Linked DNA regions of Homo sapiens: region 2 is linked to region 1. Evidence: read pairs that join two places in POLR2A ChIA-PET (ENCODE). Cell type or tissue: B cell. All regions are shown on one strand.

The links. ChIA-PET counts read pairs that join two places held together with the same protein. Peaks named below come from ENCODE experiments on the same cell type or tissue, not always from the same donor. Only the 100,000 strongest peaks of a DNase experiment are listed, where the experiment ranks them.
Region 2: POLR2A ChIA-PET joins it to region 1 with 10 read pairs; 3 of 35 experiments call an interaction of 5 or more read pairs at or near these places.

Annotation. Positions count from the first base shown.
Region 1 is chr6:14,382,286-14,384,785 of GRCh38, reverse strand. No RefSeq gene overlaps it. Among named protein-coding and RNA genes, the nearest start is that of LINC01108, 98 kb to the right of the region's middle. In B cell, no CTCF peak of the experiment used is centred here; DNase peaks (open chromatin) are centred at 965, 1,175 and 2,139.
Region 2 is chr6:14,268,626-14,271,125 of GRCh38, reverse strand. No RefSeq gene overlaps it. Among named protein-coding and RNA genes, the nearest start is that of LINC01108, 16 kb to the left of the region's middle. RefSeq lists a cis regulatory region at 78-88 and enhancers at 11-155, 1-645. In B cell, no CTCF peak of the experiment used is centred here; a DNase peak (open chromatin) is centred at 1,495; H3K27ac peaks cover 1,635 bases.

The DNA of each region.
Region 1 (2,500 bases):
AAACAATAACACAGGTAAAATTAGCCAAGATACTAATTATGTAGTGCAAATGTGTAAAGGATATAGAATGATAAATGGCAAACGCAGAACATGTTGTGTCATATCTTGTAATCTCTCTGGCTACCGAGCCCAGGAACAAAGGGAGAATTGTGCTCTGTTTGTCTAACATGCTCCATATCACAAATTGGAAATCCTTCCTAATTAAGATATTGTTAAATGTCCTTTGTTAGCAGATTTTAACAATGTTAATTAGGAGGTTAGAGTGATCATTGTTCATCTAGCAAACAATTAGGGTGATTTGCACTGTAGCTTTTGAGAAACTTCTCAGCAAATCAGGAGTTTCCTCTCCACAGAGAGGGGAGCAGACCAGAGAAGGAAGAGGACAGGCAGGAGAATGGGCAATGTTTTGCCTAACATTTTTAGCTTACGGGCCAGGGTAAAGCATGAGGAATTGTTAGACATGGGCCTAGTAGCCATTGAGATATCAGTGTTGACCTTGACCTGGTGGCATCACTGTGTTTGCAGATGCGCTATTTATCCCCAGTTCAGGAAAGCCTGGTCAGAGAAAGTGTATGAAACAGCAGGAACCCCTCTCAGGAGCCTTCCAAGCTACACCTCCCCACCTAGCAAAAAACAAAGGGAAAATTTTGAGTCCCTTCAAGGGAAATTCCAGGCACCTAGCTAACCCTACAACCAGCAATTAAGGAAGTAAATGAATAACCTGCTAAGCAGGAAGATAATAGTAACTTAAACAATAGCCACCAAGTAAGCCAGAGTCACAAGATGTTTGCTTCCCTATAGAAACTAAAAGATATTATCTTGACGTATCCTTGAGCTATTTTTCAGAAACAGGAGCCCCACCAGATAGACAATGTTGACCACCGTCACATAGACCTCAGATAAGGGGGCACTGAGGACTGAACTCTAACTGATGTTCTTTGTTCTAAATTTCCTCCTGAGGTGCCTGGAGAAAGTCACACCCTCAGGCCAAAACTAAACATAGCTTTCTGCTAACCCCAAGTTTTTAGACAAAGCTTTGCTTCCTTAACCAATTGCAAATCAAAGAATCTCTGAATCCACCTCTGACCTGTAAGCCTCTGCTTCAAGATGTCCCCCTACGAAGGGCCAAACCAATGGGTAACTTCCTTGTTTTGGTTTACAATTCCTTGTATTGGCTGCATGCCTTCCTTGTCTTGGTTACGACTGCAACTATACATTTAATGCCTTTAAATGTCCATTTCAAAGTACATTTCAGGAAAGCAGAAGTTGCAATTGTAAAAACCCTTGCTTGTCATCCGTCTGGGAGTTTGAGTCCTAAGTGTTAGCTGCCCAGTTCTCCTTGCTTGGCACCCTGAAATACATGCCTCTCTTTCACTGCAAATACCAGTGGTGTTCGTTTTTGGCTTTTGGCTTTTTCTGTTCACTGAGTGGGTGACCCAAAGTTTGGTTCAGTAACACGCAGTTTTCAGGTTTCTTAATCGTCTGGTCAAGTGAGGGTATCTTCCTAAGGCAACAAAAACAATGCCACGCCAGCCATATTTCAACATTTTCTGAAGTTAGAATTTTATTATTTTTAGCAGCAGATGAGCCTGGGCTCCTTCTGCTATAGTCTCCAATCCCTGCCACTTCTATGCCCCCAACATACATCTGCATGATAAAAAACACTTGACAGTCTTTTTTCCTTTTCTTTCTTTCCTTTCCCGCTCCCCACGGCCTGATACTTGTAGAGGGATGTAAGGAGGGAGAGAAGGAAGGAAGGAGGAAGGAAGGAAGGAAGGAAGGAAGGAAGGAAGGAAGGAAGGAGGAAGGAAGGAAGGAAAAAGGAAAGGAAGAAGAGGAAGGAAGGAAGGAAGGAAGGAAGGAAGGAAGGAAGGAAGACAGGACTTTGCATTTTGCTACTTTGAAACTGGAAATACAAGAGCAAAGTATATTTTGAGAGGAGGACAGAACTGGCCATTTGAAAACTACCAGAGGACTTTAGTTGCTTTGAGAATCTCATTCTCTCTTGGCAAAGGTGCCCATGCAGAAGGAGGGCAGGCAACCCAGTGAGAAGAGGGATGGGATTGGAAATCGAATGCAAAGACTCTGAGTTCTATTCTGGGTTTCACCAATGATTTCTCATACAAACTCAGGAAGTCACTTAACTGAAAGTCACACCTGCTTGGAAATGGCACTAAGTTTCTAACCACACACACCCAACACTTGGGGAAAAAAAATCCTAATAGCTCTCGGCAGCTGCTGGGTGCCGGGCACTGTGCTAGGCGCTTTACATAAATTTAACCACAGCCAGCACTTAGCTTCAACACTGAGGGTCCTGAGGCCAATTTAAGTGGCTCTCAAGTCTCTTTTATCCTTGCGGGGCCCCATCTGCTGGGGGAATAAAAAGCCCTTTTATGTTCTACAACCTCACAGACCACCCACCCCAGCAGTTTGTGCTTTGTCACAAAAAACCCTCCATCTAATTAACAGGGCACAATTTTAATGAAATATTGAAGTAAAT
Region 2 (2,500 bases), 110 kb after region 1:
AGGCCCTAAAGGAAATAGCGTCACCATAAGCCAGACTGGAACCTTACCAAGGGTGCAGTCTGGAAAAAAAACCCAGATGCTGTGTCAGCTCAGCCACACCCAGCCACAGGAGAGCTGGAAAGGGAAAGATTACCTAGAGAGGTGGGGCAGCTTGGCGCTCTGCAGGGGAGAGAACCAACATCAGGCTTTGCGTTGACCTCAGTAAGAGCTTGTCCAACAAACAGGCCTTGAGTAAGGTGCACCCAGGTTGGAATGTGGGTCCATGACTCCTGATTGTGTGGCCTTGGCCAAAGAGTCTTGGCTCTCTGAGTCTCAATTTCCTCAAAAGTGACAAAAACAAACTTCAGAGAGTCACTGTGAGGATTTAATGAGACAATATGTGCACACACACACACACATGCCCCTAGGACAGTGCCTGACACATAGTAGGTGCTCAATAAATGTTAGTTCTTTTGTCACACCCTGCATCCTACTCATTCATTTGTGAAACCACTCGGAGCAGAGATCCCTGACAGAAAGACCTTCATTTATAGGATAAATGTACTAAGTTCAAGTCTGAATCCTACCCATCCATTTAGAAGCAAGAATAGAAATAGTAATTCCACAGGCCGCCCAGATGTGTGCATCCTTCCTTCCCAATGCATCACTGCTGGTTTTCCCCAGCATTCGCCAGTGCAGTGGAGACCAGAGTTTCAGAGCCTTCCACACTGTCCACTGAACAGCCCCACCCTTGCGCTCAGGCTTTCCTTTCCTATAGACCACCCTGTGAGAGTCTTGGTGAGCCCTGGTCTTCTTTCTGCGCATGGTGTGCCTCCTGTTACCCTCTTCATTCTCACCTCCCTCATCCCCCAATCCTCCCCTCCAGGTCCAGGCTCTTTTCACCTGCTAGGAAGCTGACCTCCTGTTGTCCACCACAGCTCCTCCCCCTTGGTGGAGCCCAAGCTCTCACTCTCCAGGGAATTCTCCATATTGACATTGCCCATCAGGGAGGTCTTGAAATTACATCTCATTTATGTTTCCAAGTGTACGCAGAGCCCATGACTGCCTTCCTTCCTTTCAATCTTTCCAAAATTAAAAAAAAAAAAATTATATATAAGCAGCACAAATCACCTAGCAAACCATGTTAGCAGGAATCTGCGATTCCTTTTTACTTAGACACTGCTGGTGTATAAGTGGATCCTTAGAAAAGGAGAAAGCTAGGGAGTGTCAGGAGGAAGAAGTTGCCCAATTCTCTGCACATGAGAACATCTAGAAAAAAGTAGAGTGGTAGAGTCCTTCTCCCCACACCTCTCCTCCAGCCTGTGAGCTTTGTCTCACTAAAGAAAAGGAGTGAGGGGTGAATAGGAAAGCTACCTTGGGAAGCCAGGGAAGGCAGGCCCCTCTGTCTCCACCCCAGGCACCTCACTTGAAGCCCTGAGGGAAATGAAGCTCTCTGTTTAAAGAAGCAGCATTTCCTCCACCTGCACCTCAGCTATCAGTGAGGGAAGAGAAGCAGCACAAAGAGTTGCAAATTCCCCTCGAGGTCAGGCAACCTCTAGCTTACACCGGGGCAGCTTCCTCAGCTCACTGCCATCCCCCTACAGCAAACCAGAAAATTGAGTGTCTCTCTTTGAGGCTGCCATGGTCCCTGCATGTGAATACACCCAATAGGAAGCCTATCCATTAATGTGAGATTGTGTCCTGTGACCTGGACATAAAATGGGAATGGTGGCATCATTCCAAAATGGCAGATTTGGCACGAGCCTTGGGCCTTGGTTCTGCCACCATTGTTATAATAGACAGAGGTGACATAGGACTGGGTCTCACCTCTTGGTGGATCAAAGGGTTTATTCTTCACTGCTGTTGGCCAAGGGCACATGGGAGTGTAATGGGCTAAATGGTGGCCCCCAATAAGATGTGTCCATGTCCTAAATCCCAGAACCTGCAAGGGTGACCTTATTTAGAAAAAGGGCTTTGCAGATATAATTAAGGATCTCGAGATAAGATCATCCTGGATTATCCAGGTGGGCCCTAAATCCAGTGATAAGTGTCCTTATAAGGGTCACAAAAAGAAGAGACTCATGGAGAAGAGGAGAGGCCATGTGAAAACAGAGGCAGAGATTGGAATGGTGCAGCCACAAGCCAAGAAATGCCTGGGGCCACCAGCAGCTGGAAGAGGCAAGGAAGGATCCTACCCTGGAGCCTTTGGAAGGAGCATGGCCCTGACAACACCTTGATTTTGGACCTCTGTCCTCTAGTACCACGAGACAATAAATTTCTTTACATTAAGTCCCTATGTTTGTGGTAGTTTGCTACAGTAATCCCAGGAAGTTAGCACAGGAGTAGGACAGATTTGTCCATCAGAGATTTGCCCATCAAGAGTCCTCTTTTTGCCTCCACAAACACCCCTTTCTTCTACCTCCTCTGCTCTGTACAGCTACACAGGTCCCCGAGTCTCCAATAGAACTGGAAGAATTGTGAGATACTTTGAGGTATGGTATGTTATTCAGTTCACTGCGTA